Regions from separate parts of the Homo sapiens genome. Here regions 1 and 2 are each linked to region 3. Evidence: read pairs that join two places in POLR2A ChIA-PET (ENCODE). Cell type or tissue: CD4-positive, alpha-beta T cell. All regions are shown on one strand.

The links. ChIA-PET counts read pairs that join two places held together with the same protein. Peaks named below come from ENCODE experiments on the same cell type or tissue, not always from the same donor. Only the 100,000 strongest peaks of a DNase experiment are listed, where the experiment ranks them.
Region 1: POLR2A ChIA-PET joins it to region 3 with 5 read pairs; 2 of 35 experiments call an interaction of 5 or more read pairs at or near these places.
Region 2: POLR2A ChIA-PET joins it to region 3 with 5 read pairs; 4 of 35 experiments call an interaction of 5 or more read pairs at or near these places.

Annotation. Positions count from the first base shown.
Region 1 is chr15:41,791,148-41,795,147 of GRCh38, reverse strand. The region is part of intron 2 of MAPKBP1 (mitogen-activated protein kinase binding protein 1); the gene reads right to left. Among named protein-coding and RNA genes, the nearest start is that of MAPKBP1, 19 kb to the right of the region's middle. In CD4-positive, alpha-beta T cell, no CTCF peak of the experiment used is centred here; no DNase peak of the experiment used is centred here.
Region 2 is chr15:41,850,830-41,854,829 of GRCh38, reverse strand. It overlaps SPTBN5 (spectrin beta, non-erythrocytic 5), which reads left to right. Exons shown (of 68, transcript NM_016642.4): 56 at 1-48; 57 at 625-780; 58 at 1,043-1,248; 59 at 1,383-1,572; 60 at 1,830-2,006; 61 at 2,095-2,196; 62 at 2,514-2,648; 63 at 2,980-3,051; 64 at 3,461-3,547; 65 at 3,680-3,771; 66 at 3,891-3,976. It also overlaps the pseudogene RNA5SP393. Among named protein-coding and RNA genes, the nearest start is that of MIR4310, 14 kb to the left of the region's middle. RefSeq lists enhancers at 937-1,547, 1,548-2,157. In CD4-positive, alpha-beta T cell, no CTCF peak of the experiment used is centred here; no DNase peak of the experiment used is centred here.
Region 3 is chr15:41,935,115-41,939,114 of GRCh38, reverse strand. All of the region lies in intron 3 of EHD4 (EH domain containing 4), which reads left to right. Among named protein-coding and RNA genes, the nearest start is that of EHD4-AS1, 16 kb to the right of the region's middle. RefSeq lists an enhancer at 1,771-1,830. In CD4-positive, alpha-beta T cell, CTCF peaks have their summits at 1,461 and 1,663; DNase peaks (open chromatin) are centred at 1,714, 2,324, 3,074 and 3,454; H3K4me3 peaks cover 747 bases; H3K27ac peaks cover 4,000 bases.

The DNA.
Region 1 (4,000 bases), 140 kb after region 3:
TGTCACCCAGGCTGGAGTGCAGTGGTATGATCTCGGCTCACTGCAACCTCTGCCTCCCAGGTTAAAGCAATTATCCTGCCTCAGCCTCCCAGGCAGCTGAGATTACAGGTGCCCACCATCATGCCCGGCTAATTTTTGTATTTTTGGTAGAGACAGGGTTTCACCATATTGACCAGGCTGGTCTTGAACCCCTGACCTCAAGTGATCTGCCCGCCTCGGCCTCCCAAAGTGCTGGGATCACAGGCATGAGCCATCACGCCCGGCCACCCAGCCTTACTTTTCTTCATAGCTCAGAGGCAGGTAACAACCCAACATTGATTACATCTCTGTCCATGTACTTACTACTGCCTGTCTGTCCCATCAGAATGTGAGCTCTTTGAGGACAGGACCTAGGTTGCTGTCCCCCATGGATGTATTCCCAGCACTTTAAACAGTCTCTGGCATACAATGGGCACTTGATACATATTTAAGGAATAAATGAATGCCTTACAGAGGCTTCAGAAACAGTGAAAGCCCAGGAAAACTGGGGTATTTCAGACCAATAAAGTTGTTCTCCACAAAGTATCTAAAACTGGTTGTGACAGAAAGGCTATGACCGACCGAGGACAAGCAGAAAGGGCACTTAATGGTACAGGTAACATTTTGTTTCTTAAGCTGATGGTAGGCACACATTGCCTATTATTCCACGTCTTTATTGTATGTCTTAAATATTGCATAGCAAATATTAAAAAGAGAGAAAAAATATAGTGGAAGATGTGGTGTGGGGCTCAGGACCTTATGAGCAACATCCTTCTATAACTCACATCCCCACTTCTCTCTCTAGCCTCAAGGCATTTGGTTGACACTCACTGATCTGGCAATGTGGAGGGAAAGAGTATGAAGAACTCAAACATCTGGTTTGTTGTTGTTGCTGTTTTGAGACAAGTCTTGCTCTGTCACCCAGGCTGGAGTGCAGTGGGGTGATCTCAGCTCACTGCAATCTCTGCCTCCAGGGTTCAAGCGATTCTGCTGCCTCAGCCTCCCGAGTAGCTAGGATTACAGGCACCCACCATCGTGTCTGGCTAATTTTTGTATTTTTAGTGGGGAGATGAGGTTTCACCATGTTGCCCAGGCTGGTCTTAAACTCCTGACCTCAAGCAATCCACCCACCTTGGCCTCCCAAAGTGCTGATTACAGGAGTGAGCCACCGCGCCCGGCCAAATATCTGTGTTTGTATTTAAGTTTCTCATGTCTGTCCTTATGCAGCTACATATTTGTATAATTCTTTGACATGTCACAGAACCACCATCGTGAGTACCCCTCTTTCTGACTGCTAAGCACGGCAGCAGGCGATGAGATGGGCCCCTTGACCTGGGTCCCCATGCTGACCTTCACTGAATATGTAGCATGAGCAAGAAATAAACTGTTGCTTAAGCCAGGGGGATTTTTGAGGTGGTTTGTTATCAAGCAGGACCTAGCCCAGAGATTCTCAGACCTTTTGGTCTTGGGAACTCTTCACAGTCTTAGAGCTTATCAAGGACAACAGAGAGCTTCTGTTTATGCGGGTTATGTCTATCAATATTTACTATATTTGAAATCACAATCTGAAACATTAAAAATATTTACTAAATCATTTAGAAATAACAATAAACCCATTACATATTAACATTCTTTTTTTATTTTTATTTATTTTTTTGAGACGGAGTCTCACTGTGTTACCCAGACTGGAGTGCAGTGGCACAATCTTGCCTCACTGCAAGCTCACACTATTCTCCTGCCTCAGCCTCCCGAGTAGCTGGTACTACAGGCACATGCCACCACGTCCGGCTAATTTTTTGTATTTTTAGTAGAGACGGGGTTTCACCGTGTTAGCCAGTATGGTCTCGATCTCCTGACCTCATGATCCACCCATCTCGGCCTCCCAAAGTGCTGGGATTACAGGCGTGAGCGACTGCACCCAGCCCACATATTAGCGTTCTTATTAAATATAACTTTATTTTCCAAAACAAAAATAATTAGTGAGAAGAATGGCACTGTTTTACATTTTTGCAAACCTTTTTCATATCTGGCTTAACAGAAGGGAGCTGGGTTCTCATATCTGCATCTGCATTCAATCTGTCCTGACATTATCTAGTGGAAGTATGCGAAGAAAACCTAGCCTCATTTGGATATGTAGTTGGAAACAGGACATCATGGACCCCCTAAAGGGGTTTTGGGGACTCCAGGCTTCTCAGACCACACTCTGAGAACCAATGACCCACCCCTCTAAATACTACAGCATCTTTCCACATGAGGAAGCAAGCCCACAAGTGAGAGTTCTGGCCTCAAGGATCGCTTGAAGAAAGTGAGTTAGGAAAGAGGCCCTGCGAGAAAATTACTGTCCATAAAGTCTGGGATTCAGCCCAAAGTTCTGACAGGAACTTCAGCTCCAAACCTTCAAGGCCCAAATGCCGATGAAATACAGCCCAGGAGACACACCAGTCCAGGCAACTGTGTCTGGGCAGTGACTTGGGACACAACTGCTGCAGGCAGCTGGCACCCTGACCCATCCATCTACAGCTCTAGGAACACTGCTTCATGCACAAGTGGAAACTCAGAAGGAAGAAGAGAGGACCCACTTGGTTCTCTACAGTGAGCTCCTCCACACCCAGAATGCAGCCTTGAAGCATGGAGAATACCCAAACTGTGACCCAGCTTTTGCTTTGGCAGGTGGACAGTGTTGAGATGGAAGAAAGCGTATACCAACCTGACAGAGGTGTCATCTTTCCCCTGAAGCAAGGCTACTGGAGGCAGAATTACTACAAGTATAATGTGAGGGAGGGCTTGAATACCCACCACTCCCAGTAGGAACTAGGCAGAGCACTATCATATCCTCCAGAGAGAAAGAGGGCCAGCAAAATCATCTCTCACTTTAATAAGATAAAGGGGTAACTTCATACTAGCCTATTCCCAGGAGAGAAAGAAAGAATAAAGCCACGTGTTTAAGTGCTCTTCTGGCTCTCATTAAAGTAGATGGAAAAAACAGGTGGCGTAGAGGCAAGAGACAGGACTGCTCATTCATACTAGATAGAACAGTAGTTTCCAGCCTGCAGATTGCAGTCTTTTTTTTTTTTGAGATGGAGTTTTACTCTTGTTACCCAGGCTAGACTGCAATGGCACGATCTCGGCTGACAGCAACCTCCACCTCCCGGGTTCAAGTGATTCTACTGCCTCAGCCTCCCAAGTAGCTGGGATTACAGGCATGCGCCACCACACCTGGCTAATTTTATATTTTTAGTAGAGACGGGGTTTCTCCATGTTGGTCAGGCTGGTCTCAAACTCCCAACCTCAGACAACACCTATTTTTAGAGCATGGAGAAGATGAGGTACAGGCAGTGAGAAAGAGAGGAGGAGAACCAGGAAGCCAGTGAAGTGGAGAGCTCCCAGAAGGGAGGGGTGATTAATAGTGAGTGCTGAAAGAAATGAAGGAGGCAAGGACAGAACTCTCCAGAGTCCAGAGCCATCCTCAACAGAGGTGGCACAGCATAAGATCCCAAGCGGTCCCAGAGCCCTAAACATACAATCCTAGACACTGGGCAGGGCCTTCGAAGCTTTTCTGCTCTCTCAAGTCCCTGGATCTGATCAGTTCACGAGCTAGAGGACAGGCACTAGCCAATGGAAGCGAGTCCAGGTGGAGCCAAGACAGTGGCACTGTTAGGAAGGGCTTCCTGCTTGGACCCACAACAGAAGTTGGCAGGAAATGCTTTCCCTTTTAGTGTGAGGGACCACTACAGGAAGTCTGCAATGGCACGGGAGTGGCTGCTCCCTTGAGATAGAGAACTAAGAGGCCAGAGTCACAAAAGGCCAGGGTCCCCTAGGATTTGGCTGACCTCATACTGGTAAAGAAACCCCAGCAACTGTGAGGAAAAAGATCTGTTTTTGTTGCTATGTTTTGTTGCCACCAGCTACTTTCTTCCCCCTTTTCCCTTCCCCCACTTCTCAATCCCACTCAATTCAAGTTATAAATACCTGAGTTGTAAGT
Region 2 (4,000 bases), 84 kb after region 3:
GAGGCTGCTTGGGAGAGGTTGGACCAAGCAATAAAAGCCCGCACAGAGGTAGGTGATCACAGGCCGGGCCAAGCTAAGGGGTGTCAGAGTCTTCAAAAAATCCCTCTAAGCCCTCCTTACCACAGGCTTTGGTTCCAACAAGACACACACCCTGCTGGCCTCAAGTGAATGTGCCTTTTCCCTCACCTGCTCAGCTTTCTTCCAGGAATTGGCTGCAGCCCAGGACATTCCATCTCTGTAGGTCCTGGGCTGGGGCTGCCTCCTGAGCTGACCCGGTCCCCCAGCCCCATGAGAGGCACTGCAGGTGGTACTGCCAGGGTCAGCCAGATCCCCGAGAACCGGCCTGCTCCCTCACGTGGACCCAACACCTCGCGTCTGCCTTTCCCTGAGATGCACGAGGCCCTCTCCTCTCCCCACCCTCCCCACCCCCTGGCCTGCCGCAGACCCATATCATCACGTTCACTGAGGGCTGCAGCATGGAGGATGGTTTCTGTACCTGGGGACACATCAAGCCCCATGATCCTCCTTGTTCAAAAGGAGGTGGCCCAGAAGGCCATGTCTCCAGGGAGAAAGGAATCCTGGGAGCAGAGAACAGCCCTGAGCAGGTCCTTTCTCCTCTCCCAGAACTTGGCTGCAGCCCATGAGGTCCACAGCTTTCAGCAGGCAGCAGCTGAGCTCCAGGGAAGGATGCAGGAGAAGACGGCCCTGATGAAGGGGGAGGACGGAGGCCACAGCCTGTCATCTGTGCGGACCCTGCAGCAACAGCACAGGCGCCTGGAGGTGAGGCCCACGCCCTGCAGCCTGCCTGTCTGAGCCCCTGCCCGAAGGCGGTGGCTGAGGGGACCTATCTCAGCCCTCCCACCCCAGCCTGCTTCAGCCTCTTCTCCAGAAACCCAGATCCTTCCCCGAGGGGCCCTAGGACTTGGCCCAGCTTGTGCAGCAGAGTGGAGGTGGTTCCTCAGAGAGGCCTGGTGCTCCTGAATGCAGAGCACGCATCGGCTCAGTGGGGGGACTGAGGCCTGATCTCATGCTCTGGTTGCAGAGAGAGCTGGAAGCTATGGAGAAGGAGGTGGCACGGCTACAGACGGAGGCCTGCCGACTGGGCCAGCTACATCCTGCAGCTCCGGGGGGCCTGGCCAAGGTGCAGGAGGCCTGGGCCACCCTGCAGGCGAAGGCCCAGGAGCGAGGCCAGTGGCTGGCGCAGGCTGCACAGGGCCATGCCTTCCTCGGGCGCTGCCAGGAACTGCTGTAGGTGTCCTACCTCAGCTGCCGGCTCAGCTCTACCCTGTGGGGTGGGGGTATCCTGGCTCTTGGGGGAGCTGGACCCTCCCTCCCCTGCTCCCCAGCCAGCCCTGACAACAGCTCCCTTCCCTGCCCCACAGAGCATGGGCACAGGAGAGGCAGGAGCTGGCGTCCTCCGAGGAGCTGGCTGAGGACGTGGCGGGGGCTGAGCAGCTCCTTGGGCAGCATGAAGAGCTGGGGCAAGAAATCAGGGAGTGCCGCCTTCAAGCCCAGGACCTGCGGCAGGAAGGACAGCAGCTGGTGGACAACAGCCACTTCATGTCTGCGGAGGTGTGAACTCAGAGGGTGGGCCTGGGGTTGGGCTGGGGATACAGCCTGATTGCCCAGGGCCTCAGGGCCCCTCACAGGCATGGAAACCAGCAGGAAAGGAAGGCTGGGCGCAGGCAGGGAGAGAGGCTGGGAAGGGGCAGGTGCGGGTCTCACAGCCTTCCCTCTGCACTTCCATTAACACTTGGCTCTCCAGCCCTGCCCTGCCCATGGTGGGAGCCCTACCCAAGCTGTCACCCATAGCAGCCCCTCCCCACCAGGTGACAGAGTGCCTGCAGGAGCTGGAAGGGCGGCTGCAGGAGCTGGAGGAGGCTTGGGCCCTGCGCTGGCAACGCTGTGCCGAGAGCTGGGGCCTGCAGAAGCTTCGGCAGAGGCTGGAGCAGGCTGAGGCCTGGCTGGCCTGCTGGGAGGGACTCCTGCTGAAGCCCGACTATGGGGTGAGTGGGGGTCCTGCCCCTTAGCTGGCTACCAGGCTCTGGGCCCCCCCCCCCAAGCTGGGCGTCACCTGAACATGCTTCTCCCCAGCACTCAGTGTCAGATGTGGAGTTGCTGCTGCACAGACACCAGGACTTAGAAAAGCTGCTGGCAGCCCAGGAAGAGAAGTTTGCCCAAATGCAAAAGACAGAGGTGACGACTGCCTCGGCTAGGGGCTGAGGGCTGGTGGGGGAACAGTCCCTCTCAGCCTGCAAGTCAGTGTCTCCCAGGGCACTGAGCCCTCACCCGGCCCTGCCTTACCTGCTCCTTTCCCTGGCCAGCTGCGGTGGTGGGAGAGGCACCATTGTGGACTGGGTGTGAGCCTCCAGAGCCAAAGCTGAAAGAGCTAGTGATGGGGAGGCAGGCCCCCTCTGACCGGGAGGGCTGGGGGAGGGGAGGTAGACGGGAACCTGAGGTGTGGCTGGTCTCCCTGACCTGGCTCACCTTGCCCACCTTGCCCACTCCCCAAGATGGAACAGGAGCTCCTGCTGCAGCCACAGGAGCTGAAGCCCGGGAGAGCTGGCAGCTCGCTGACATCCTTTCAGTGGAGGCCCTCTGGACACCAGGGGCTAGGAGCACAGCTGGCTGAGACGAGGGACCCCCAGGCAGGTGTCCCTATGGGGCTGCAGGCACCCCCGCCGTGGTCTCCCTGAAGCATGCAGTGGGGCTGGGGCTGTGGGGGTGAGGGCCCACACCCTGGAGCCAGTGCTGGGAGCCCGGGCACAGGAGCTGAAGGTCATTAGGAATAAAGATGGCTGTCTACAGCCATACCACCCTGAACATGCCCGATCTCATCTGATCTTAGAAGCTAAGCAGGGTCAGGCCTGGTTAGTACTTGGATGGGAGGAATAAAGAGAGCTGGGGGCAGTGGGTGCCTTGCCCACCTTCCTGAGGGTGCTGGTCCTGACATTTCTGGGCCCCATCTTGCATTTTCAGGATGCAAAGGGTACCCCCACCATGGAGGGGTCTTTGGAGTTCAAGCAGCACCTGCTGCCTGGCGGGAGGCAGGTGAGTGCCTGGAGATTCCTTCTCCAGGCAGCTCCCCACTTGCAGCAGCACTTGAGTGGCTCGAAGAGCCATCTGGGCCTGGCACCCTTGCACTGTGAACTTGGGCAGATGCCACCCCCCACCATGCTGTCCAGGCAGTTTGGCTCCTTGGGACCCTTCCCAGCTCCTGCCACCGCCCCCACCTACCCACCCCCACCAGGAGGTGCTGGGATTCCTCCTCCCCACCTGCTCTTCCCCTTCTGCTTGGTTTCCCGTCAGAGCCCCTCTGTGGCTTCCCTTTCCCCATTGGGACTTTGGTCCAATCCACCGCTTTTCCTGGGAAGCTCCACACACATGGTGAGGCGTGGACAGGCCCTAGCTCTGGCTTCCTGCGTGTGGCTCATGCGACCTTCCCGCCTCCTCTCCACAGCCTAGCTCGAGCTCCTGGGACAGCTGCCGCGGGAACTTGCAGGGCAGCTCTCTGAGCCTGTTCCTGGATGAGAGGATGGCAGCGGAGGTACCAGGCGGGGTAGGGGAGATGCAGACATCAGGGTGCTGGGAAGCAAGGCAGAGGGGCCCCAGGACAGAGGGACCCCACAGGGAAAAGCTGAGATGGCCGCAGTGACCCCTGCCTCTCATCTCTCCTCAGAAAGTAGCTTCCATAGCCCTCCTTGACCTCACGGGAGCCCGGTGTGAGAGGCTGCGGGGCCGCCACGGCAGGAAACACACATTCTCCTTAAGGTGAGCGGAGAGACATGGACTCCGGCATCACCCCCAGCAGCCACCTGGCTCAGCGGGGGCTGGAGGCGTGGGGGTCCCCAAAGGGACAGTGGAGTTTGACCTGTGACTGTGGGTGCCAGGCTGACCAGTGGGGCAGAGATCCTGTTTGCAGCACCGTCCGAAGAGCAGGCTGAGAGCTGGTGGCGAGCCCTGGGCAGCACTGCAGGTGGGCTTCAGGGGAAGGATGCGG
Region 3 (4,000 bases):
TTGTCCTTGGTGATAGCAGCCAGGTGTTTGACTCTGCGATGAGAAGAAAGAGCACCTTTATCCACACGCATAGCATTTTCCTTCCCACTCGACCTCTTATCATGCTGGCCGCTGAAATACTGTTTCCTAGAATACTATTGAGTCCATGCTGAACCTAAACATAATCTAGGATATATTTCTAGAGTTAGCATGAACACAAGTGTGTTCCCAGCTACTTAGTACAAACCTCCGGATTCTGACTCCAATCATAACATCCTTTGAAAAATTATAATGTAGCAACTGGTATTCTTATCAATCTATTTAGCATTTGGCATTTTCAAGGTGCTGTTTTAACCACAGATTATTCCTATGGTTTCTTGAGAATATGAGGTTTTGCGTAGCCTTCAATAGACTTGATTTTGGTAATAAAAATAGTACAGCTTCTCCCTTTTAAAAATTTAAATAACTCTAGAAGGAAAAAGCTCTATCTAAATTTTCTAACAGATCGACTTATTCTCTCAGGAACAACAGCTGTCAAATGAAAATTCGAGAGTGTCTTTTCCTGATGTTTAAGCTCTCGCCTCTTAATCCCAGCCTATTCATTATAAACCAATGAATAGAACTGGGAAGACAATGAAAAATAAAAGGACAGAAAATGCCCTGCTGGTAAAAGCAGTGGACAGTAATAGTACATGAAGCCGGGAGGATCTAACTGCACTTCAGGTAACATGACGGGCAATAACAGAAACTTCAGAATCACTGATTACCATTTTAACGTCTATATACAAACATCTTTAAGTCCTCCTAGGCAATGTTAAGGAGATGTTAAGGAAAGCCCTCAAGAATCAAAAAGGCGCCTGGGTAGTGATATAAACAGGAACAGGCTGTTTCAAGGGCCTGCCAACACAGCTAAGGTGCTCAAACACAATACAGGTTGAACATCTTGAAACTGAAAATTCAAAATCCAAAATCCTCCAAAATCCAAAACTTTTTGACGTGATGCCACAAGTGGAAAATTCTACACCTGACCTCATGTGACGGGGCACGATCCAAACTTTGTTTCATGCACAAAATTATTTTAAATGTTCTGTAAAATTACCTTTAGGCCATCTGTGTATGGTGTCTATGAAACATAAATGAATTTAGTGTTTAGGCTTGGGTCCCTTTCCCAAGATCTCTCATTATATATGTATGTGCAGATATTCCCCAATCAGAAAATCTGAAATCCAAAACACTTCCAGTCCCAACCTTTTCGGATAAGGTTTACTCAACCCATATCTCAAAAGAATCGACAGAGCTAGGAAATGGGGCCTGGACATCCAAGCTGTGACTAAGAGGGGTGCAGAAAAAAATGAAAAAGGCACCAGCAGACCACAATCAGGGAAGTACAAATGCATCCACTTTTGAACTTTGAAGACAAAAGACCGGATTTTGAAGCTTGCTCGGGAAAGGAGAGAGAACACTTAGAGATGTCCAGATAAGAATGACTTCCCCTCTCAGGCTTTGGTAACAAGAAGGATTTGAGAGGAAAACACACACATATGCAAAAAAGAAATGAGTCTTTTTTCCTAAAAGACCAAGAACCCTCAGTTCCCTTCCATTGCTCTATGTGTCTATCCTTCTGAAAGGCTGTTGATCAGAGCCTGGCTGGAGAGATGGGTGAGCTCTCTAGCCAGCCAAGGCAGGGCGCTGTAGGCCAGCGTGCAGACAAACTGAGACGAAGACATGACACTCTTACCACAGCCTCTGCCTAGCACCGAGTCGAGGGAGAGAGAACTGTGGCTGCCCTTCCTGTTGATATCTCTTCTAGACAACAGAAAGAGTGTATGAAAGAACAGAGAGAGATATGTGAGCTCAGGGCCCTTGGAGGAACGGAAGCTGTGCATGTGGCTGGAACATGGGTCCATGGCAGGTGGGCGCATGTGGCAGGAGACTCGAATTTGTCCTGAAGGCCACATGGAATACTGAGGGGTAGGAGGTATGGGAGGACGTGGTGGAGAATTCTGTAGAATAGAACATGCAGCCACAGGCGTGGATCATGAAGCCATTTTTTTATTTAGAGTTTGCATTCAGTGACCTGACTCTGAGCTTTGTCTGGATTTGGCAGTGACAGAAAAGTGTCCATCCCTGGAGGCTGGGGCCCAGCCCTGATGATTTGTTGGCAGATCCTGTTTTCCAGCCAGGGCTAAGGCCAGTCTGAGGTTGGGTTGTGAGGTCCTGGACATCACTAGCCACTTGGGCCTCTAGCAGGAAATCCTGATTTCTTTTTGTTTCGGGGAAGTTTTGACAAACGCATCCAGACTCCTTTTCCGCTGGTGCCACGGGAAATTCCACACCACAAGTGTTACTGCTTCCGGCCCTGATGTGAGCATATCGCCACTGTGACTCACAACAGCGTTCGCCAGCCCCGGCAGCTAGTTTGAGTTTTTGTTAATACATCAAATGCATTATTGATTGTGAGAAATGACTGTTTTTATCTAAACTTGAAACCTTGACTTTTAGATGAAAAACAAAAAATTTTATTTGATGGGGAGAAGGACACTTCACTTACTTTGCATATAGAGCATTTCATATTTATGTTTATGATATAAAACATTTCACGGGATATCTCAGACATTGGGATACAGAGATTAATCAGAGAAAAACATTTGCTCCTTACTCTTTTGAGTAATAATAATAATAGCTAATACTCTCATAGTGCATTGTTAAGTGCTTTCCACATATTATTAACTCATTTGCTCCTCACAAAAGCTCTGTGAGGTAGGAGCAATTATCCCATTTTATAGAAGAGAAGACTGAGGCACAGAGAGCTTAAGAAATTTGCTGACAATCATGTAGCAAGTATGGTAGCTTGTCTTCAAAGATACTGCCTCCTCCCACCACCACGCCAAGACCTGTGCCTCCCAGCATTCGTGCCTTGGGAGTCTTCTCTTCATGAGTCTGGATTGACCTTCTGACTCACTTTTGATCAGTAGAATTCTGCAAAAGTGATACTTCATGATTTCCTAAGGCTAGGTCATAAGAAGCCCTGCAGGTTCCACCTAAATCTCTACAAGTGTTCATTCTGTGGAAAGCCGAATGCCATCTAAAAAGTCCAACTACTCTTAGTAGTTGTCATACTGTGACTGAGACGGCCATTCTGTGAGGGAAGCCCAAGCTAGTCACAAGGAGAGGCCAAGAGGCCCAGGCAGCCTCCTTGGCTGGTCCAGCTGAGATGTGAGTAAAGGGGCCATCACAGAACCAGCTCAGTTGAGCTGTCAGGTAACTCCAGCCCCAACCACTGTCTGACTATCACCTTCTGACAGACCCCAAGCGAGAACCCAACTGAGCCCAGTCAACCCACAGAACCTCCAGAGAAAATAGAAGTTATTGTTTAAGCCACTACATTTTAAGGTGGCTGATGACCAAAATAGCCAATAAGTGGTTGAGTGGGATTGAAACCAGGCAGTCTGGTTCCAGAGTGCGTGCTGTTAACCACAAGAGGCGTGGATGCAAACCAGGGCAAAATACAGCTGCCAGTCACACACACGGAGAAGGCAGCAAACCCCATGAGAAAATGTAATTGATGCTTTCCCCCAGCAACATCAAATCTCCTATTTTTTTCCTTTAGCAATTTTTGATGATAATTTTGCTTGGAAAAGAGTACACACTACCCTGCATTCTCACTCCTAGGATAGTGGAAAGGGGAAAGAGGTTTTCTTATGTTGAATGTCTGCTGTGCACCCCACTCTGCTGTGCCCCCTGGTCAATTTCTTAAGCACCTACTATGTGTCAGGTGCCAGGTGCCTTAGGTTTCACAGCAACAGTGAGACCTCATGGCTGCCTTCATGAAGCATATACTAGGGGAGATAGAGGAGCCAAAACACAAAACAAATGCAATTGAAACAAAGACATGTCCCACAGCAAGGGGTGGGCAGTCAGGGAGGGCTCTCTGAGGAGGTGGCATTTAGGCTGGACGTAAAGAATGGAGGGTTTGCCTGGCAGAGAGTTGGGGGAAGAGCTCTTCAGCAGGAGGAGCTGC